Linked DNA regions of Mus musculus: all the other regions are linked to region 2. Evidence: chromatin loops called from intact Hi-C (ENCODE). Cell type or tissue: gastrocnemius. All regions are shown on one strand. Region 1 overlaps Rarb (retinoic acid receptor, beta). Region 2 overlaps Rarb (retinoic acid receptor, beta). Region 3 has its middle 14 kb from the start of Rarb.

Region 1 (8,000 bases), 51 kb before region 2:
CATGAGCAGGTGACTCTCAGACTAAAGGAAGCATCCAAGTTCCTGTAACTCTACCTACAAGAGTCTCACCACTGCTGGTCTCTCCTGAGAGCGGGCACTTGCTTCAGCTCCACCTTAGGGGAATGGGCACTCGTACCACACAGCAGGCCAGAGCGTGAGAAAGCCCCTGGGATTTGAGTTGTTCAGAGCAGGCAGCTCTTTAGCTGTCCTTCTGCCCCAGATGCTCTGACATGAGGACTCTTCTGCCACATTACAGGGCCCTGTGGAGCACAGGTGTGAGCATTTAATGTTGTGCTTGCTGTACAATAGGTGTGAAACAGCCATTTTCTTTCCATTTGTTGGGAGATGACAGCTTCATGCTGGTGGATATAACCACAACCTGGATGAGGCATTAGGAGATCAAAGTGAGAGCCTCTCTTTGTGGGAGATCTTTGAAAAACTGGGTAGATGCACGGCCCCAAAAATATTTTGCTAAAGTGCCAAAAGCAAAACTTATGAGCCTCATTTCTAAAGGGAATGCCTGCCTTCCCTGGCTCCTGCTCACCAAGGCTCATTTGCCTAGAGTTACCAAAATGTATAACCAGATGATGGGACAGTATCTGAGTGTCCTAGAACCCAGCTCCAAGTATCTCTTCCTAGGTCAGTTAGAATGAAGTGTGGTCTGTCATCAGTCTCTCAGGTAGTGTGAAACCTACCACCTGACTGTGAATGCTGAGCTATCATCCCTTCTGCCACCATCCTCTCTTGGCTGGATTGGTACCTTCCCTCTCCCTCTGCAGGAACCTGTTATCCACACTTGGTTCTCCTCCCCAGGACTGCTCATGCAGTCAGCTGCATGAGAAAGCACTAGGGGAGGATATTAATGCAGCCTGCTGCCCAGAAAGGGCACTGAGTGTCCTTACTAAAACGTGTATCTAAAATGCAACTCTGGGAACTGTGGGTCATCCAGGGTGGGACAACGGACAGGAAGAGGGATTCTGTATTCTGAGGTCCAGAGGCCAGACTGTATTACCTTTCTTTTTGCTATAACTAAATGCATGACAAGAAGCAACTCAGTGGAAGAGGGTTTATTTTGGTTTTCAGTCTAAGAGAATAGAATTCATCAGGCAGGGAAGCCAGTGTGAAGGGAGCTGCTTTCCCCTGGGATGGTGGAAGTGTAAGGCTGACTGCTCACATCCCGGCCAATCAGAAGGCAGGGGCAGGAGTGCTGGCCTTCAGATAGCGTCTCTTTTCCTCTTTAGATTGGTATTTACTTCCCTTCAGACGGCGGTACTGCCCACTTGCACCTCAGGCAAACCCCACTAGACACACCCTTATACCCAGAGGGGTGCCTCTGAGATGATTCCACATCCAGGCACCACCACAGGAAAGTTAGCAGTCACACTTCCTGAAGCCACACTGGTGGTTTCCAATGTTCAAGATTCTTTTAGCCACACTTCACTTCTCAGGTGATGCAGTTCTGGCTTGTTCTTCTCCTGTCTCTCATCTTCCTGTGGGAATCCATTCCTGAAATCACCAGGTTACCACTATGGTGTCTTGAAGCTAAGAAACTGCTACAGTGTTTCTCTAACCACAGTCTCTGCACAAAATTACATAGTAACTGAAGGCTCTGACTTGCCTGGAAGAGCTTCGGGTCCCATAGAGAGCCTTATTCCCTGTGCAGTCCTCATTTAAGCTTTCAGTCTCAACAATGCTTGGACAACCTTAATTAATACCTCCCTGGTCTCTCCTGATCTCAGTAACACACAGAGGAGGGTATCAAAGCCTAACAGAGACTGGTTGGATCTACTTCAGAAGCCTGCAAACTTTCTTAAGTGTGACAGAGTAAGTATTTTAGGCTTGGCAGAACCCTTGGAGTCTCTTGTATCTTGAGTGTGGTTTTCTTCCAATAAAATTTTACTTGCAAAACTAAACAATTAATCTGATCTGAAAAACCTGATTTTTTCTACTTATGGCAAATGATAATACTGTCTTCCCTACAGTGGCCATGCACACACATCCTCTGCATTTTAAGTAACTAGTAAATAAAGTCACTTGGAGACAAAACTGTAAGAAGTGTTACTCTGTGAAATACCAGGAAGATGGTCCTAGAAGTATTAGTGTTTGAGGAGTCCTGGTGTATGTACTGAGAGGTCCCAGGGCTAGAATCTGTAGTTCTCACTCCTTGGCTATTTCCTCACAGGGCTGCCTTTGTCTTACAGAGCCTTCTTCATCTTCAGAGCAATTGCAAACTTGAGAATGAATGGTATCTGAGCATGAATTTCTGTGTGTTCGTATATGTATGTACACATGTGTATGGGGTACATGTGAACATGCATGTGAAGGCCATAGGTGTATGTTGATTGTCTTCCTCAATTGCTCTCCATCTTATTTTTGAGATAAGATCCATCACTGAACTAAGAGCTTACAATTTAGCTTGACTAATTAGGCAGTGAGCCCCAGGGATGCTCCTGGCATACATGCAGCATTGGGATGATGATGCCATACATGCAGCATTGGGATGATGATGCCATAGATGCAGCATTGGGATGATGATGACATACATGCAGCATTGGGATGATGATGACATACATGCAGCATTGGGATGATGATGACATACATGCAGCATTGGGATGATGATGACATAGATGCATCACTGGGATTCCATACATGCAGCATTGGGATTCCATACATGCAGCATTGGGATGATGATACCATACATGCAGCATTGGGATGATGATGACATAGATGCATCACTGGGATTCCATACATGCAGCATTGGGATTCCATACATGCAGCATTGGGATGATGATGCCATACATGCAGCATTGGGATGATGATGACATACATGCAGCATTGGGATGATGATGACATACATGCAGCATTGGGATGATGATGACATAGATGCATCACTGGGATTCCATACATGCAGCTTTGGGATTGTGATGACATATATGCAGCATTGGGATGCCATACACAATTCAGTGCCACCTTTTAAGGGATGCTGGGGATCAAGCTCAGTTCCTTATACTTGCACATCTAATACCCAATCTTCTGAGATATCTCTCTGTATCTCTCTGGCCCAGGTCTTACCTTTTTTGGACCTTCAGGATTTGGTCACATGATAGTTAATATAAGCAAGGAACAGAGTAGGTGCATATGTACAGGGGCTGAACATCAGTGCAGGAACAACATCAAGTGAACAGATGATGCAATGTGAGACCTGTAGGGGACATCCAGTTGCAGCATGCCTCTACCTTCCCAGGAGCAACCTGGCAGTGTGACATCATACAGCAGACTCTTGGGCAGACTGGGTTCAGGTCACACTCAAAACCCAGATCTATGTAACCTTGCCAAATTCCATAATATCTTGGGCCTCAGGCTTTGGGGCATTTATAGCCTGAAGATAAGATCAGATTTGTGGCTGTTGTGAGGAGGGGTAGACAGTGAAACGAGGCAGATGCTAAAAACAGAACTAAGCTAAGCATCAATGCCATCTTCTATTCTTCCTGCCATGGTGCTGGTGTACCTGGCCACCACTGAGTAGCACGTGCCATCAGCAGTGCTGTGACTACACAGAGCAGCAAATGCTCTGGGCTACCCCACAGGCCATGTACTCAAAGGAAAAGCTTCTCTTGAATCTGAAATTTGCCCCCAAAGGTTTAGCTCTATACTCACAAAGAGAGGTAGTAGGTACTCCTAAGCCATGACAGAGCTTCCACCCGAAACCAACTGATGCTGTATCAGGACTGATAACTCCTCGTGACTCACAGATCAGTCACAAGTATCTCTACATGAGGAGATCCCAGTGCGGCCGCTGAGGGGTGTCCAGAAGAAGCTAATCTTGACACCCTGCCACCCTCTTGCCTCATGACATACACCACAACTCAATGCGTCCCGTATTTACTATAGCCTCAAAGTCTGTGCTGTGTTTTCTTCTTGCAGTGTTTTCCCCTGCTTTCTCTCTGGGCTGCCTCCACCCTGTGTTGTGAACAAGGGTCCAAGTAGATCCAACTGCAGGCAACAGGGGGCATGCATGGGTTACTGCCTCCTCTCTGTGATGCAATGAAAACTAGTGACACCTCTATTGAGATGGCATTCAAACCCCAGAGAAACAGTCAGACAGGCAAGTGACACCCTCCCATTGTTGCCACTATGCTGGCTCTAAACCTGGGGAGTCTGGGCCCAGGACCTTGCACTTAGCAGAACATGGAATAGGTTGGTAAGAAAGCAAGCTTCCAAACTAGAGATTCTCACTTAGGAGGTTTTCACTCATCTTCCCAAAAGCTGGAGATTTAAATCACACAGATTTCAAATAAAATGTGAGTTCAAGAAAATATTAAACTTCACTGATACATTGAGCCACTTTTGTCTCTCCTGTTCCTCCAGAAGCTCCCGTAGGAAATGATGTCTTGGTACTCATTCCATGGTGGGTAGCAACAGAGAGCACCATTCAGTTGGTTCCCACAGGACACACTTGCCTCCACTTAAACCTGCATGCCAACCCAGCACATTGTTAAATCTATAATTTGTTTAGGTACACGAATATTTTGTATACTTCTGCTAAGGAAGTAGTACCAGTTAAACTTGGACACTCTAAAGAAAGGCAGCAGGCAGTTTTGGAATAGGAGAGGGAAAAGAGAAGGAGACCAAATGCCCACCCTGTAGGAAGGAAGGAGCAGCTCATAATCTTGGCTGGAAACACTGATTTCATCTTGAGCTATTTTTCATTCTGCTCTAAATAGACGTTGATAAAAACCCCTGTGACCAAATATAATTCTCAGCACAGAGAGCTGGCTGGGCAAATATGCAAGTGCTTCAAAAATAGCTGGCAGATGGCCTGTGTTTGGAAACAAACACCTCCATGAAAGTAGCAACCAGGAGTTCTCCTTTGGCCCCTGGGTTCTGGGGGAGGGGGGTGAAAGAAGCCCAGAAGTACCTCCTCAGATGACAGCAGCTCTCTGGAGGGTGGCAACTTAATTGCTCAATAAAGCCATGCACAGAGCAGTCTAGAGTGTCTCCTCTTGAAGCACACCACACTCAGCCTTAGCCCTTCCTCCTGCCACTGTAAAATATTGATTATCTCAGCTCGCTTCTCCTATACTCTGCCTTTCCTGCCAGAGTGCAGAATTGAGCAATTACCTGAAGAGCTGGTGGAGCAGCGGTGGGCATGTTCAATATTGGAACCAGGGAAAGCAAGCACTGCATTTGTTCACGAGAACTTTCCTCCTGAATGCCCCATAATGCATTTTACCTGTGTACCCTCCCTTCATGGTTTAATAAAGCAGAAAGTTTTATTTTCAAGGTGATTGTAGGACAGAAATATTACATTATAGGACTATATCACCATTGTCCATTTTTATTTGTGGGGACAAGACATACCCCATCACTCAATCTGATTTCTAACTGTATTTTGATTTTGCAACAGTAAATATTAAAACAGTACTGAGAAATTTCACTGCCTGTTCAAAATGGAGTGATTTAGTAGCATACTTTCTCAGAGAAGACCAATAGACCGGGAAGGTCCAGGTTTGATGGAGAATCAAGTGTGCAATGTTGAGGTTCCCATTTGTTGCCTGTGTGTAGGAACAATTTTCAACTGAGTGGAAACTTGGCTGTGGAGCCTGTGAACTTTGAACTCCCTGAAGACAAAAACATCACTGCCTCATGTGTACGTGTCCCCAGTAACTCATGCTGCTGGTGGTTAGCTTAGGGAGAGGACTGTCAGGGCTCCTGCTGGGATCCTGGACCAACAGACACTTGGAAATGGCCTTCTCCACAGTCCTCAGGATGGTCTTTAGAAGGCATTAATAGTATCTTCTCGGTGGCTATGTGTTCCTTATAATAACATTATGTCATCAGTTGAAACTACCCTATAGAGACCTACAAGGGGAGAGTTGGTGAGAGGTGACATCAACAGAAACCTTATTTGTGGCTGGAGGAAATATAAATCAAACGAAACCATTTGGCTTTGTTCTCTAAAGTCAAATATGACAGAATGCTACTCCTAGCTATCTATACAAAAGAAATGAATAGCCTAATATACCAACACATGCATGCACACACACACAGACAGACAGACACACACACACACATATACACACACACACAGAGATATTCACACACTGTGACATGTCAAATGTTGTGATGCACACAGCAGTGGAAAAGAACCAACTTTATGGATAAGATACATTGTACTCCAAGGAGCTAAAGGGATCTTCAACCCTATAGGTGGAACAACATTATGAACTAACCAGTACCCCTGAGCTCTTGACTCTAGCTGCATATGTATCAAAAGATGGCCTAGTCGGCCATCACTGGAAAGAGAGGCCCATTGGACACGCAGACTTTGTGTGCCCCGGTACAGGGGAACGCCAGGGCCAAAGGGGGGGAGTGGGTGGGTAGGGGAGTGGGGGTGGGTGGGTAAGGGGGACTTTTGGTATAGCATTGGAAATGTAAATGAGCTAAATACCTAATTAAAAAAAAATGAAAAAAAAAAAAAAAAAGAGAGTGGGGGGAAGGGTATGGGGGAATTTTGGGATAGCATTGGAAATGTAAATGAGGAAAATACCTAATAAAAAATATTAAAAAAAAAAAAAAAAAAAAAAAAAAAAAAAGATACATTGTACTGAATGCACAAGTTCAGAAAGGAGGATAAATATTCTGTGGAACTCTGGGATAGCATTTTCATGAAGATTAAAAAGAAAAACTAATCCCTATGATGGAGCTGAGAATGGTGTTACCCTGAGAAAGAGGATCTTGCCTTTAAAGAAACACCTAGGAGCCTTGTGGGGAGCTGTACACTGTCAGTCTCAGCTCCCAGTACAGCCACAAAGGGGGCCAGGGGAGCCACACCTCCCACTACAGCCACAAAGGGGCCAGGGGAGCCACACCTCCTTGTCCTGTAGGGTAGTAGCTGTCTCCAAGAACATGGCGTCATGTCTCTAGAGCTTCTCCCCTTAAATAGTTTCTTCAGGTGCTGTTTATGGTTGGGATGGAACTTAGACCTGTTCATGTGCAAAGCAAGTACTCGCCCTCTCCCCTCTGCTCTTCTGAGACCAAGTCTCACTGCGTAACGGAGACTAATACCTAACACACTGCTAAGACTGGCTTTGCATTTTCAATCCTCTGCCTCAGCCTCCAAATCACAGAGATTATTGGCTGGAGCACTGCACCCTACTCAGGAGGAATTTTTGTCTCCCTGTCTTGTGTCCTTGTCTATGGTTTAAGGCTCCATTTCACTTGCAGTTTTGAATGCTTCCGGTGTGGACCATACTATAGTCCTTGATTTGTTCTGTATACACATTGAGTGCAGGTATGGAGGGAAGCCAGAAGAAAGTGTTGGATCCCTTGGGATCTGGACTTATAGGTGGTTGTGAGACATCTAACATAGGTGTTAGAACAAAGTCAAGTCCTCTACAAGTGTGGTGCATGCTCTAAACCCCATACCATCCCTCCAACCCTTGTATAAACTCTTTGTATACTACTTTTTGTATACAGTACTCAGTAATAGTCTACTTAACATCTTTGTGCTTTTCACTTTAATTGATACTGGGGGGGGGGTTCCATTTGGATTTATCATGAATAAAGCTGCCATCTTTGTATCTGATATATTTTGGGGGAAGGGAGTATAGGTACTTATTTCTTGTAAGTTTACCCAAGAATAGAATTACTCAGTCATAGAAGAGACATGTTAATTTGAATAAAAGGTGATCAACTAGACTATATATAATGTCATTTCCATTTTGCATCCCACCAAGAGTGGGAGTATTCCAGTTTCTCCACACCTTGCCAAGCTTGGAATTTGGTTTCTTAATCTTAGACAATATTAGGTGTGCAGCAATTGTGGTTTTCATTTGCATTTTCCTAAGACTGATGATAAAAGAAATGTTTGTTTTTCATCTAAGAAAAGCTCACCCTGTTGTCATAGAAAAGGTAAATAGAAAGCACATACAAATTATTCCCACATTTGTAAAAATGAATAGGGCTTAGAAAACGTATCTCAAAATGCTAAATCTTCT
Region 2 (8,000 bases):
TTTTTTTCACCATAAAAGAAAAAAATGGGGCTCAGAGCTAAACAAAGAATTCTCAGCTGAGAAATACCGAATGGCTGAGAAGCACCTGAAAAAATGTTCAGCATCCTTAATCATCAGGGAAATGCAAATCAAAACAACCCTGAGATTCTACCTCACACCAGTCAGAATGGCTAAGATCAAAAATTCAAGTGACAGCAGATGCTGGTGAAGATGTGGAGAAAGAGGAACACTCCTCCATTGTTGGTGGGATTGCAAGCTTGTATAATCACTCTGGAAATCGGTCTGGCGGTTCCTCAGAAAATAGGACATAGTACTACCAGAGGATCCCACAATACATCTCCTGGGCATATATCCAGAAGATGTTCCAATTGGTAAGAAGGACACATGCTCCACTATGTTCATAGAAGCATTATTTATAATATCCAGAAGCAGGAAAGAACACAGATGTCCCTCAACAGAGGAATGGATACAGAAAATGTGGTACATTTATACAATGGAGTACTACTCAGCTATTAAAGAATGAATTTATGAAATTCCTAGGCAAGTGGATGGACCTGGAGGGCATCATCCTGAGTGAGGTAACCCAATTACAAAAGAACTCACATGATATGTACTCACTGATAAGTGGATATTAGCCCAGAAACTTAGAATACACAAGATACAAGATGCAATTTGTAAAATATATGAAACTCAAGAAGAATAAAGACCAAAGTGTGGACACTTTGCCCCTTCTTAGAATTGGGAACAAAACACCCATGGAAGGAGTTACAGAGACAAAGTTTGGAGCTGAGACGAAAGGATGGACCATCTTGAGACTTCCACACCCAGGGATCCATCCCATAATCACCCTCCAAACGTTGACACCATTGCATATGCTAGCAAGATTTTGCTGAAAGGACCCTGATATAGCTGTTTCTTTTGAGGCTATGTCAGTGCCTAGCAAACACTAAAGTGGATGCTCACAGTCAGCTATTGGATGGAACACAGGGCCCCCAATGGAGGAGCTAGAGAAAGTACCCTAGGAGCTAAAGGGGTTTGCAACCCTATAGGTGGAACAACAATGTGAACTAACCAGTAGCCCCAGAGCTGTGTCTCTAGCTGCATATGTAGCAGAGGATGGCCTACTCGGCCATCATTGGGAAGAGAGACCCAACTTTATATGCCTCAGTACAGGGGAGTGCCAGGGCCAAGATGTGGGAGTGGGTGGGTAGAGGTGGCAGGGAGAGGGTATGGGGGACTTTTGGGTTAGCATTTGAAATGTAAATGAAGAAAATAGCTAATTAAAAAATTGGAAGTGATAATAATTAATTAATTAATTAATTTTTAAAGCAAACTGAGTATTGAGTGAGCCTTTGTTCAGAGTCAGATGGCTAGACCACAGACACGGTCAATGTCTTCCATGTCCCTTGCCATGTGTTATGGCCATGGCTCAGCTCCCATCTACAAAAGACAACTATTACAAGCACAAGGTCAGAGATGCAAAACCGTCACTGAAGTAGCCCCTTGCTGCCAGAGGACAGAGCAAAGGAACACCAAGTGAGAGGGAAAGATTGTGGAAAGTGTCCCCACAATCACCCCATGACACGTGTCCAGTGCCCTTACACACACAGCACAGCACAGTAGAATGTTGTCTCGGCCCTCGGCGGCAGGCAGGAGTGGGTAGGGGAGTTGTTGGTGACTGATTTGTGTGTGTTTACCTTACAGTCCTGAGGAGTAACCCCAGTGCCTCTCATGCAAGGAGCACTTTCTCACAATGCTGTAGCACCAGGCTTCTTTTTTAATTTTTGCTCTTGCTGACACAAGGTCTCACTATTGCTCAGGCTAGCCTTAAGCTTTTGACTCTCCTACTTAAGCTTCTGCCGTGTCTGGGAAGACAAACCCGCTTCTCTGCCCTCTTCTCTAGAGTTAAACTGAAAACCATTCTTGAAGTTCATGTGTCACTGAAAGAGATTCTCAGTACCCTACACCATTAGCTTGTAAGCATGATAACAACGACAAACAAACAAAAACCACCTGCAGCCCCAACAAGGTTGCCTACACCTACTGGGATGGAGGATTGAAGTGGGATGGAACCAAGTTCATGTGCAAAGATAAGGTCTCAGAGCCTAAAAGTCACAAGGGCAAGAGCATGTTGGAACTGGCTTGATGGTCTCATTAGTATAAAATAGTTTGAGAACCATTTGGCCTCTGGATATTCTGGTATTTGGGGCTCTTCTGTGCCCACTCTGTTGCTTTGGAAAGCTGGTCCATGCTAGAAGGTCCTAGTTAAACTTTTGAAATACCTCCAGACTGCTCTGCAGTTGACTAATTATCTACAGAATTTTGACAGTTCCCCCTGCCTGCTCCCTGGAACACTGGACACCCACTGCTGCCTCAAACTTGGCAAGGTATGGAGTCACCTCTGCAAGTCTGCAAGTCCTTCTACAAGCACAGCTGGAACCTTGAGTTGCTGAAATCAAGGTTCCTTCCAAGGAATGAAAGGATTATTCCATTCCATGTACACTTGGGGTGCTCTGGCCTCAGGCTGGTTCAACAGTACCTACATACTGAACAGAAAGAAAGCCAACCATCCACCCTGTCACCACTCACCTTTCTGTGTGTCTGAATTCCAACTAGTGTATGTGAGAATTCCAACTAGTGATTAGGCAAAAGGCAGCCTCCACTGTAAGGACACTGTGCAGTAGAAGAAACCTTGCAGTTCAGCCCAGATCAGTTGAGCTCAGTCCAGCTCATAACAAGTCAGCCCAGCTCAGCTCAGTCTAGCTCAGCCCACCTCAGCCCAGCCCAACTCAGCCAAGCCCAGCACAGCACAACCCAGCCCAGCCCAGCCCAGCCCAGCCCAGCCCAACTCAGCCAAGCCCAGCCCAGCCCAGCCCAGCCCAGCCCAGCCCAGCCCAGCCCAGCACAGCACAGCCCAGCACAGCACAGCCCAGCCCAGCTCAGCCCAGCCCAGCCCAGCTCAGCCCAGCCCAGCCCAGCCCAGCACAGCACAGCACAGCCCAACTTCACACTGGGACTGTCTGTGTTAAAGTGCTTGAGCACCAGCCACTCGATCCTTAAGTTATGGGAAAAGTAGTCTCTCAACAATTAGTGATACATCCACCTGCCGTCACGTCCATGGCAGTTCATTTACATAATTAGTCCAGAAAACAGTCTTTAAACTCAGATTAAACCGCACTTTCATGTTCCTCTCTTGAGCATCCCAGTACAGTAGTTACAGGATAGCTTCACTCACCAACTGTGACCCATTATTCTTGCAGTTAGCAGGGAGCTGAGGATGTGTGAGCTTCAGACTTTAATTTTCAAGCAAGAATAAATAGACCATTATGCTCCCTTTGCTAAACTAAATATGAAAAAGTCTTTTTGCCTTTTCTTGTTGATGAAAAGGAAATTTCAGGAAAGGGCTGCTGTCTCCTTCCTGGGTCCATGTGGAGCTCACAGCTTTCTTGTGTTTCCTGCATTAAATTTTTATCATGTGCATGAAAATCAATATTCCAGATACATGCACAAGTGCACACATTAAAATGAACATGGCTTCATTTATTTCCATGATTAGACATTCAAATAAAAGTGCTTGGGTGTCTGTTTTCATATTCATAGGTCGGGATCTGTACATCAGAGGTATTTGTATAAGTGGCATTTTTATTACATTCATTTCATTTGCAATATGATAGTGGATCATAAATATGTTACTTTCATGCCACCAAATCTGATTTGTAGCACTTTGCCCCTCACGGGTAGAATGCCTGATATTTATGAAGCACCTTTACTCCAAGAAGCACTTTGCAAACATGGGGCCAGGTCCTATGACAGGTGCATAAATCACATTCCCACCCTTACATCACCCTCCTGGCCACTCCCACCTTTACATCACCCTCCTGGCCACTCCCACCCTTACATCACCCTCTAGGCCACTGCCGAAGAGGCAGGCAGTGATTCCTCCGCAGACCACTAGGTGACAGCAAGGTTGTTAATTTTGAGAAGGGACAGCTCAGATGACCTCTGCCTGGCCACATACATGCCCCCAAAATGGATGGCACCCCATATTAAGTCACCCAATCTCCATGCCACTCACAGGACAGTCCCTGAAAGCCCACTGTGGGTGGGGCTGTGTCAAACTTTGGGAATATGGAGGTAGTAGAATAAAGCCTTTCCCTTCCTGTGTTCCTCAGAGCAATGGGGCATGGAGCAGGCTCTGATGCAAACTGACCATGTATGCCCACTGTCTTCTCCAGAAGGAGAAAGCAGCTTGTCAAACCCCAGGGCCATAGTGGATAGGTGGCTTCGTGCAACAGCCAGGGGCTTTGGGGGAGAGATAAGTCTGAGGCCACAGGGAGAAGGATCTTGGGCTCTGTGACCATTGCTCTCACTCGAATGCCTGCAGACACAGTGAGGACCTTCACACAGCATCGAGCATGCTAAGCTCTCCATGGCATCCTTCACAGGGCTTCATTATCATTTTGTGTGACAGGTGACACACAGTGTAGCCTACATAACATTCAGAACCAGCCAAGTTACCTGCAAGATGCAGGGCCTCCACAGAATCTCCATCCATCCCATCCATTTAGGTTGCTGTGAGGAGTGGAGGATACCGTCATGTTACAACAAGCAATCCAAGGTACAGGTTATGATATACATATAATACATAGCACCACTACCCACATATATAATACACATATAATACACAGCACCACTATCCACACATATAGTACACATATAATTCACAGCACCACTACCCACATATTTAATACACATATAATAAACAACACTACTACGCACACATATAATACGCATATAATACATAGCACCACTACCCATACATATAATACACAGCACCACTACCCACACATATAATACACAGCACTACTACCCACACATATAGTACACATATAATACACAGCACCACTACCCACACATATAGTACACATATAATAAACAGCACTACTACCCACACATATAATACACAGCACCACTACCCACACATATAATACACAGCACCACTACCACAGGAGATTTCATTTCTCTAGGATCTAGAACAGCTCCATTCAGAGGTAGAGACTTTGGGAACACAGCACATCTCCTTCTGGGAAAAACTACTAGAGAGAAGGCTCCAAGCCTGCTTGATCCTTTTGAAGTCACTCCCTTCCTCTGATTTTCTGAATATTCCACTGAAATCTTCCTCTACTGCTTGCAGAGAGGGGGTTCTGAGCCCTAGAGACAGAAGGAACTCCTGCCCCAGCTCCTGTGGGGTTTTATGACCTACGATTCCTGAACTTACAGCACTGGTTGCCCCTCATTGGAACTGATATGCTGTGTGTTTGAGGGTCAAAGGTGAAATTTGTCCTCTGCCTCTGCTCAGAGGTGTTTAGAGACTTGTGGCCTCAGAACTGTCCTGAGAAAGTCTCCAAAAGGCATGTAGTGTGGCACTAGTCATGTGAAATGTGCTATTTTCATGGAGTTATTGCTTCTGCACCACTATGGACTCCAGACACCTTCTGTTCTTCAAGGAGAAACACTTCCAGCCTCCTTCCCCCAACCCAAACCCTTCGCAGCCACACTGTCTGACTATGGATATTGTATACAAAAGAAAAGGTATGTTACAAGGCCTTTAGCAAATGGCCTCTTCGCTCAGCACAGTTTCAGAGTTCATCCACAGTATAGATTGCATCAGTATGTCCTTCTTTTGATAGCAAGCCATAGTCCAGCATTTGATGAACCTTTGGTTTATATGCAACCCACAGATGAGCTTGTGGACTGCTCCTCACTGGGGCAGGTGGTGCTGGGAGTGATGAGAATCACGCTTGCATTTTTCATACATGTTGCTGTTAGGTTAGCTCTGAACTGTGTGACAGAGCAGGAGGTCCTGGGTCATATGGTAACTCTGAGAAACAATAGACCTTCCTCAAAGCTGTTTGGAAAAGACTTGTTGCTTAGTTAGTTTTTACCTCTGTTGGCAAAGCAGAGGTCAAAGGAGGGGTGTAATGTCTAGTACAAGAGCCCAGGATATCTACACACAAGCCTTTGCGATACACTATCCTCTCCCTGGCACAATGCCACCCCATGGGAGAGCCTAGAAACCACAATTTGCCACTGAGCTGCCCACCTTATTGCATGCTGCTTCTGCAACGTTACACATGCACATGCACACTTTACAATGGGAGGCCTTTCACCCACCCCTCAGAGCTCCAAGGAAGGTCTGTCTGGCCACAGAGCTACAAGGGACCAACACAAAGACCCCGCTACATCCAGTAAAGAGAGAGCTTGTCAGCTCTACCTCCTTGAAGGAGGATTATATGAGTTCTGTGGTCAAACCTTCAGGCTCAGGTATCAAGACACTACAACGTGCTCTTCTTCCCAGCAGTGGCCCCAGTGCACTGCTTACACGGGTGCTGACTTACCCCCTGCCATTGCTGCCCTCACTTCCAACAATTCTCCTCTCTCCTCACTCTGCCTCCACTTTCATGTCTCCCTGTCTCTGCCCTCATCTCCTGCCCGCACAGGGCCTGAGAACTAGTATGGACAGTGCATGTCCTGTTGTCCTCTGTGCCCTTAGGGAAACATCCAAGCCAAATCCTCCTAGGCAGATCAGATTATGCCGTGGGTCATCTTGCATCACACATGCCCAGGTCATGTTGGCATCATACATATCCGGGCAGCCTCGGTCCTGACACCCTGGAGGGTCTGTGTGATCTGGTATCACTTATCTACCTCCCTGGGTTTCAGGTTCCTTCCAAGTGACCCTAGCCAAGAGCTTTACATGCACTCACTCACAGCCAGAAAGAGATCTGGCCCTTGGAGGAGGAGGCTGTCCTATAGCTCTGAGGCCTGAATATTGTGTGCTAGTGTCTTGTTGGGCTAGGATGTACAGAGACAGGTAGCCCATAAAGTGACTTGGAACTGGGTGTCTGTGAATGTAGACGTGCATGAACAGTTGTCCTGGCTGAGGGTTTCATAATGTTTCAAATAACCTGAGTAATGGGATATTGTATGGTTAACATGAGAAATCTAAGACTAACACATCAAGGGTCACAAACAATTGTCTTATCATCCTCAAGCAGAATCTTTCCAGGTAGCAGCCAGAAAAGTAAATAAGTAAATAAATGAGACTATTCAGATAGGCTATACTTGCTATGAAGCAACCTTTCGAGGGACCTGTCCTTGTCAGATTTTCTTTGTTGTGGTTAATATCATAAATAATAGCAACTTGTGGGTTCAGTTATTTCATCTTCCAAGTAATAGTACATCAGTGATGGAAGTCATGTAAGGAACTTAATCAAGGCAGGATCCTGGAACCAAGAATGGAAGTGAAGGCCATAGAGGAATGCTACTTACTGGCCTGCTTTTGTAGCTTGCTCAGCATGCTTTGTTATAATGTACAACACTACCCGCCAGGGGTAACTGGGCCCCACCCATCCATCTGTCATTAATCAAGATATGCCCTACTAGCTTGTCTACAGGCAATCTGATGGAAGCATTTCCCCATTGAATTTTCTCTTCCAAAATTAGTTTGTGGCAAGGTAAAAAAAAAAACAAAAAACAAAACAAAACAAACAAGCAAAAACTAGCCAGGACAGGGACCATGTAGTCCAGTCACTCAAGACCACCCTTATGACCCTTCCCACTCAAGGCATGCTGCTTGCATGGGAACGACTTCCAGGTCAAGCTTACACAGACTGAAGTGTGTGCACACTGCACACTAGGAAAGGCAGGCATGGTTCCTTTCCTAGCTGTGAAGTGCTCCCTCTTTTCTTGCTGCTCTTATTCCAAGAGTCAGAGCTGGGGTTGGGGATTTATTGCACAGATGCATAACCTGACCCTCTTTATCCTCTCATCTCTCTTTTCCAGCTGTTAGGAATGACAGGAACAAGAAAAAGAAGGAGCCTTCAAAGCAGGAATGCACAGAGAGCTATGAGATGACAGCGGAGCTAGACGACCTCACTGAGAAGATCCGGAAAGCCCACCAGGAAACCTTTCCCTCACTCTGCCAGCTGGGTAAATAC
Region 3 (8,000 bases), 140 kb before region 2:
TTGGGAAAGAGCAAAGGAGGCATAGAGAAAAACATCTATTTTCATATTTGAATTTCCAGAAAGACAGGAAGACCATCAAAGAGGAACTACTGCACATCCTGAGGTTGATGCGCCACTAAAGTGGAACCTGAACTCCAGGCCTGTTCCTCCAGCACTAATGGTCGGCTCTGTTCTGTGAGAGAGGCTGGACAGAGTGGCTGCCAGTGAACTTTGCCTCACCTTCCCATCCAAACCAAAGCAATCCCAGCAGATGAAGCCAGGGCCATGACCCCAGCTTAACATCAGAACCAGAACCAAAATGAAAATTTCAGTTCTGTGATTTAATGTTTTTAATTTGTTTTGAAATGAGAAGAAACTATATCCCAAACCATGTGACCATCCTAATGACTTTTTCAGATCTCTTATAAGTCCTGACGGCTGCCTGGGACAGCTTGCTTTGAATGCTGGGAGAAGCCCTGGTGTTTCCATTTCTTTTTCTGAGAAGTTAGGCATGGTCTCTATTAAAACAAAAGGATGACAGTTTTTGCAGACTGTACATTACTTGGAGAAAGGAAGCAGAGGGTGAGGGAAGGAAAGAAAGAGATGAACTTATGTTTCCCAGGAGCTGGTTATGCCTGGAAGAAGCAACTTAAAATGTTACTGCGCCTTTCAGGATTTCTTTTTCCTGGCCTTTCAGAGGCTGATGAGAAGTGGGAGAGGCCCAGTCTTGGACCAGGTTGATCCTGCTGCAAATTGCTATTGCTTCAATGGCTTGGTTTAGATTTGAAGGAAGAGGGAGGCATGGTGTTTGTCAACATTTCATTGGTGTCTTGAATTGCTGACCCTTTTTCCAGTGGTTTCTGTTAGCTCACACTTTCCAAGGACCCCTCTCCTAATGAAATGTCCCAGAGCTTTCTTTCCACACTTTGGAGGGGCCAGCCTGCTGCTTGCATTCATTCCAGTAAGGCTGACCACGGGCACACACACATAGGTACACATGTTCAGGTGAGAATGCTGCCCAGTAGGGCTCATCTCCTTCAGGCTATGCAGCCACCCAGGATCTCAAGTGTCTGGACACATCAAACAAGGGAGAACATGGCTGAGGCAGCTACCTGCGTTTTTTAAGGAACAGGGAAAATTGGATCAGGGTAAAATTTGAAATTCTGCAAGCTCTCTCCTTTTTATTCATCTCTGGAAAGTGAAGAGGAACCTTTGAGTGGGTGCTTAAACTTTCTGAGCACCTATCACCTCCAAGTTCCTCAGGATGTAGAATGGCAGAGGGTGGCAGGCAGACCCAAGAATAACTACTTTGATTTTCAAATATTGCTAAAGGAGAAAAGCTCACACCCCAATCCCATGGCAATGTGAACAATTTGTCCTTCTAAACTGGACTTCCAGGTCCTTTTCCACACCCACTCTAGGTGTTGCCAGCTGCTCCGGGTACATATTTGCTTACTGTAATTTTTTTAGTAATGCAAGTGCGTCTATGCCCACCTAGCACTTACTCTACCCTTTTCCTATCTATGGAAAAGAAAACTGACTCTCTGGAAACCCAAGGAACTGGGGGTTACCACTGACACAGCCCTTGATCCCTGAAGGCCAACTGGGGGGTGGGGTAATTAATATTTTTTTCTTTTAAATCTGCAATGTTGATTAAGTTCTGGTTCTCTGAGATCAAGCCTATAATATTTTAGCTGTTCCTGTATTCTCTTGGCTAGACCTGAAACTTGCATGCAGTGAAACCCACAAAATTGATGGAAAAGTTTCACTTTTGAGGTACTAGATCATCAAGGAATCTCCTGCCAGGCGTTCAAGACAAATTTGTAACCACATAAGTCGAGTTGATCAGGGTAGTGATGCAAAAGTCTCTTACCCCAAATCGCCTCTACCCTCTCTGGACCACACTATGGATTCTGAAGAGGTTTACATCCAGAATGGGCCAGACCTGCCACTCGACCCTGTGCTGGTGCTGTGTGTGGCTGCTGAAAACTTTTTGTTCCTTCTCGTTATTGTGCATATCTTGGGTACCTAGCTGTCCCATGTGACTGATGCTGTAGTACTATTGACTGTGCTGTTTGCCAAGCAATTCAGAGAATTCAAAGGCATTACTAGTGCTGGCTCCCTGGACAACACCGAGGCAGATGTAGCTAAGGAGCTTTAGAGGAGCTAGAAGCTGAGGAGAAAGGCTAGGAGTCTCAGAGGATGGCATGACCCGTGGCCACAGCTGAGGATGTCTGCTCTTGCTGGTGGTGTGGCTGTGTCCCTGCCTGGGTCCACTCAGAATAAAATCCTCTTCTGAGTGGGAACGGCACTCACTCTGAAGCAGTAGCCAGATTTCATCTGGAAGTTCATCAGTCAGTGTAGCTCCCTAACAAAATCTCACACACTGTGGCTTAAACCACATAATATGTTATCTCCATTTAAAGGCTGGGATCCCAGTCCAAGAAGTCTAAGAGGCAGAGGCTCATTTCTTCTGAGGTCTCTGCCTGGCTTTGCAGCTGCCAGTTATCAGGACTCTCCTTATATGACTGAGCCTTCAGACATGAATAAGCACCCACTCCATGCCCTTCTCTTCCTGTGAGGCTTAGTGTCTCCCCTTTAATTAATGCTCCCATTCAAAGATCAGGCTACCAAATATAGGTGTATTTAGAGACATCAGAACTCTGAACTTGGACATGTGAATTAGGGGAGCAGTCTAGCCCACAACAGGGCTGCATGGATTATGCCTTAGAGTCAGAGCCCAAGCAACAGTGAAGAGGAAGGCAGAGGCACAGCCTCCACTGCCAGGTCTCCTTGTTCAATGCCTCGACTGAGCATAGTGAGATCAAAGCCCAGCACTAGTTTCTGGAGGAAGTGCCGTGTTTCACATGTATACAGCATTTCTACCCAGAGTGAGCACCATGTTTCACAGCTATGCATGATATTTCCAGCCACAATAATGGCTGTGTTTCATAGCTGTATATTGCATTTCTACCTCATATGATTGCTTTTAAATTTAAATGACTTTCCATACTACCGTTCCCAGGATATTTCATGAGACTTATTGTGTACTTCTGTCTTCATGGTACCTTTGGTGGCTCTTCTTTGCCTGTGACCCCATGTTTGAGATGAACTTTAATAGAACTGATACCTGCTCCAGCCTTGCTTCAGGTTGGCTGACCAATGTGCAGACCAAAGAACACAGAATTTGTAGTTAGAAAGGCTTGATTGTAAACTCTGAGTTGCCACTCCTCACGCGGGCTTTGGACATGTTAACTGCAGTTTAGTTTCCTCATCTATACCATGAGAACACTATTGCCTTGAATACTGTGGAGGAGACATTTCATTATCTATAAAAAGACAAAAGATTCTGTGGAATATGGGGTCTCAGTCAAAAGCACGATCATATTCATCATTTTATCTCCACTTTGTCTTTAGAGAGCTTTTTCCCACACCTTTGAGGATACTGTCTCACACTCTGACTGTGGTCACTTCCCCTTTTTGGTGTGTTATACAACATCTTTCACTTTTATATTGTTGTGTATGGACACACATGCACTAGGGCCCACTCACACACATACATACACACATGTGCACTCACACACATGCACACAGAGCACACACATAAACACAATACACATGTACACACAGACACATAGACAGACAGACAGACACACACACACACACACACACACACACACACTGATGTAGATAGTGTCACAGTCCTATTCCTATCTTTCCACCTCCCTTCTCCTGCTAAAAACTACTTATTGTGAATTTTCAGTTCTCCACCTGAGGAATTTTGCTCCTGAGCACTAGAAAATCCTTTGTCTTCATCCAATAGAAGTTGGGAGCATCAGAAAACTTAGCAGCTCCTACAGTACTAGGTTGGGAATTGGTGAATAAACCCTCATGCCACCTTGTCTCTTGAGGAGATGGCTTTTGAGACCATTCTGCACTGTCTCCTGCATTGGCTTCCTTCCCTACGGTCATTCTTCATTTCCTGACGGCAGCTTTCTGGGTTCTCCATGTGACTTCCATTCCAAACCTCACTTCAGCATCTGCTTCTGGGGACTCAATCCTAGACACAAGTGTGTGTCATGTTTTGCCAGCTACATGGAACTGATTGCTTCTCCCACAGTTTCTCGATGAGACTCATCATAGACTCTGAACAACCAGGACATATTACACACAGTGGCCAGAAGGATGCTTAAGTTATGCCTCATTGGTAACTCCATTACCACAGGAGACTTGTTCTAGGAAGACCTGCCACAATGCACAGCGATGTACACCAAGCCACAGCAGAAAAAACAAAAATGCCACCGTAGCATTTAAAGAATGACATCAACTGATACTGCTACGTGCTCAACAGAAAAGTATTAGCAAAGCAGGTTCTTTCTGATTCCATCTGGCAACCTGGGACCCCATGGTCACAGCAGCCTAAGTCCATTATTATGAGTTCACTACTCAATACCACAGAAAAATGTGTAACTCAGAAATATCTTCCACTGACGTTACAAAAAAATTATTTCACCTAGGTCTGGCCACTCTCCCAGGAGAACATCCAGCTGACTGACCTGTCGCTGAGCATCTGTCAGTGAGACTCTGCTCAATGCCCATGCTCAGCTCCCGCTCCATATGCATCATCTGCTGGAGCTGCATATTTTCTTGGCTGCTGGCCACTGCAAACCTTGTGTGTATCTGAATACATCCATCACATACTCAAGCCTTTAGTCAAAGGGTATTAACTCTGCAGCGTTGGAGGGTCTTGTCTGAGAGGCTGAAGATTTAGACTTAATGGAGAATATGAAGTAGCACAATACTATCCCTGTTAACACAAGACAGCAGTACCTCTAATTTAGAACTGTATTTAAAATGCATAAAGACTCAAAAGCAATAGAGAGGTATGAAGTCTATAAACTGTGCAAAATCTTTCCTTTACTACTGATCTTCCCCACATCCACTGTCGGGAAGTTCCACTGTTCATCATACACAGCGCAGAAGGTTCCTGATCCCTTTGTATGGCTGAGTTCAGAAACATTGGACATATACCACTTTCAGTCCTAGACAAATGAAACCTCAGTTTTCCCATCATGTAAATCTTGATCTCTTTTTTAGCTTTGATTGACTAGCTCTTATACTAGTCCATGTTTGCTTTCATCTATTCTCTGAGCATAGTTTAGCAGTGATCTATTCACCATTCTGTCTCTTTTTCTTTAAAGATTTATTTTTATTTCATGTGTATGGACTTTTTCCCATATGTAAGTACATTAGAGGCCAGAATAGGACCTCACATATCCTGTCATTAGAGTTACATATGATTATGAGCCATGTGGATGCTGAGAACCAAATCCAGATCTTCTGGAAGAGCGGCATATGAGATTTTGTACTATGAGCAAACATCTGGCAGGGACACCCTTCCTCAGTGTCACATATCTAGCAGGGATTGTCCTTTCTTGGAGCCACACATCTATCCACATTGGTGGAAATAACACTACAAACACATTGTCATGTCATGTGGCTCCCACGTGAAAATGATAGCTCTTTTACACAGACATTTTCTCCTGATGTCAACAGGCCCTGTAAAGTACTATTTGATTTATTTCTTGACTTCATTTTCTCTTTAATCTTGGAACAGAGACCTATCTGAGCTAGTGATGTCAATTTCTTTGCCATACGAATTTGGACTCTGTTTGTTTGTTCTTGGTTTATTTGTTTATGATCCCCAAAATTACTTTGGAGTCCCCTAGCAAATAATGGGCTATGTAAAGAGAACTGATAACCTCACCTAGGTAAACTCATTCCAATGAACTTGGAGTATTTCATCTCAATTCCAGGGGCAGTGACGTCATACTATTACATTCTTGAAACTGGCCTTAGCAAATATTGACAGCATATGCATCTGGGAGCAGCTTGTCTCTCCCCACGACCTCTTCAGAGGGCCATTGGTAAATATTTGCTGCACAGCAGGCAAAGGTCAGACCTGCATTTGACACAAGAAGTCAAGACCTTACTGAGGCATTTGAACAATTTTCAGAGGAATCAGAGCTGTTTCTCTAAGTCAGTGATCTCAGTCCTTTGTTTAGTAATGAAGCCCAGCACATCCCAAAATGCCCAGCACATCCCAGAGACAACTGTGACAGAGCTTACAGTGTATCCCAGAGCCTACTGTGATGGAGCTTACAGTGTGTCCCAGAGCCTACTGTGGTGGAGTTTACAGTGTGCCCCAGAGCCTACTGTGGTGGAGCTTACAGAATGTCCCAGATCCTAATGTGATGGAGCTTACAGGGTCTAAGCTCTACCTGTGCAAAGTCTGAAGATGGGATGGTTCAGAGATACCTACACAAAGGAAGGGTATTTATGATAGAGTCATTTGTGTTTTAATATGTCAGAGCTGTGCCTGCCCACACTGGAGGTTAAGGTGGGCAAAGCCAGATGTCATGACTTTATGGATGACCAGTGTGACAGTGACAGTCACAACTCAGGCTGGCATGGAGGGTGAGGGAATAGCATGACCTTCTGAGAGATACTCTTGATGCTTGGCAAAATCCAGCACAAGACAAAATCTATTCTTCTCTCCATATACAGACTCTGAGTCTTGAGAGATATAGTGCATAGTGACACTTTACACATGTGTGCAAGAAGGAATTACATTATGAGCTCAGAGTCACATGTCTTATGAATTATTTTCTAATGTTGGTGGACATGATCCCCCCCCTCCCTGTCAACAACAACAACAAAAACAAAAAAACAGTTCTTCCAAAGATTCTAACATTCCTGCTGCCTGGCTGAGAGAGTCAATATCTGAGTCAGGTGGTACAGGGAAGGAGCCCTCTCTGACAGAACAGATATCCAAAGATGATGTGTCAGGGGAGCAATTCAAACTATCCAGAAGTGCAAAAGATACACGGGTAACTCTGAGTGAACTAAGAGGTCTCTGGGAAAGAAGGGCAGGACAGTATGTTTGTATGTCTAGGAGCACAGGATTTTTGAAGGAGGTAGCAGCTGTCATAGAGAATTATCTGTCACCCAGGAATGACAGAAGGAGCTCTGTTTAAGGAATCATTGAAAGGGTCACTCTCCAGTAATGATGCTCCATTGTCTAATGGGCTTTGTTATCTTGTAATAATGCCCTGTGGTCAAGGTGACTCATGGTGGGGAATTGACAGTGGACAATTACCTCAAGGAAAAAGCACATTTAATTTTTCTTTTGTACTCTGCTCTCTGTTCCATCCATTCTCTGCTTTTTCTTACTCTGATATTAATTTAAAATGTAAACAAAATATTTTTAAATATTAAGGCTTTGGGTTATTTTTAAGTGTTATTGTCTCTTGCTACTAACCAAGGGGACCTAGTTGCATGGATGCTAGCAAGATGCTCTTTGTACTTTAGAATTAAATGGTGGATTCTAGTTACTGCACTCAATGTTGCTGCTGCTGCTTGGATCCCTTTAGCATCTTACAGCCCTTCCTAGGGTAGTTTCATCGAAATGTTTTAGCTAAAAGACCAATTAAGGGTTTTTAACAATCTGTGAGTCACCTGTCCCATCTACTCTTTATTTATTAACTAAACACTTTTATTGAAATGATATTTATGGGAGAAAGCACACACATCATTAGGTCAGGCTTAGATTTTTTTTTTTATCCCAAGGGTACACAAACATTCAACCAGGTCAAGAAACTGAACATGTCAGAGATTGTTCATCTTTTAGTCTTGACCCTCTCCTGAACCACATCCTGAATTCTAATCACAGAAACCAATAAGACTTTTTTTCTTGAATTTGTATGAATAGAGTTGTGCCTTTTTACATATTTCTGGTTTCCTTCACACAGGTTTTTTTTTTATGTCATTTATTTGCACACATTTTAGGTTCATTCATTCCTAGTATTCTGTGATATTACTCTGAGTATCTGCATGCACACATGTGTGCACATGTATGTGTATGTACATATGGGAGCCAGACAACAACCTGGGATGTTATTCCTCAGGGGCTTCCCGCCATATATTTTGAGAGAGTGTAATAGCTATTCCTGGTTGTCAAC

The links. A loop is a pair of places that touch in the nucleus more often than their neighbours do. Peaks named below come from ENCODE experiments on the same cell type or tissue, not always from the same donor. Only the 100,000 strongest peaks of a DNase experiment are listed, where the experiment ranks them.
Region 1: it touches region 2 in a loop (2.3-fold over the local background); 2 of 42 quality-filtered maps call a loop at or near these places.
Region 3: it touches region 2 in a loop (2.2-fold over the local background); 2 of 42 quality-filtered maps call a loop at or near these places.

Annotation. Positions count from the first base shown.
Region 1 is chr14:16,494,362-16,502,361 of GRCm38, reverse strand. The region is part of intron 3 of Rarb (retinoic acid receptor, beta); the gene reads left to right. Among named protein-coding and RNA genes, the nearest start is that of Rarb, 77 kb to the left of the region's middle. In gastrocnemius, no CTCF peak of the experiment used is centred here; no DNase peak of the experiment used is centred here; H3K4me3 peaks cover 356 bases; H3K27ac peaks cover 3,868 bases.
Region 2 is chr14:16,443,684-16,451,683 of GRCm38, reverse strand. Rarb (retinoic acid receptor, beta) reads left to right here. Exons shown (of 8, transcript NM_011243.2): 4 at 7,846-8,000. Among named protein-coding and RNA genes, the nearest start is that of Top2b, 82 kb to the right of the region's middle. In gastrocnemius, a CTCF peak has its summit at 3,939 (motif pointing right); DNase peaks (open chromatin) are centred at 3,918 and 6,047; H3K4me3 peaks cover 1,278 bases; H3K27ac peaks cover 3,483 bases.
Region 3 is chr14:16,585,940-16,593,939 of GRCm38, reverse strand. It overlaps a transcript of Rarb not described here. Among named protein-coding and RNA genes, the nearest start is that of Rarb, 14 kb to the right of the region's middle. In gastrocnemius, no CTCF peak of the experiment used is centred here; a DNase peak (open chromatin) is centred at 4,608.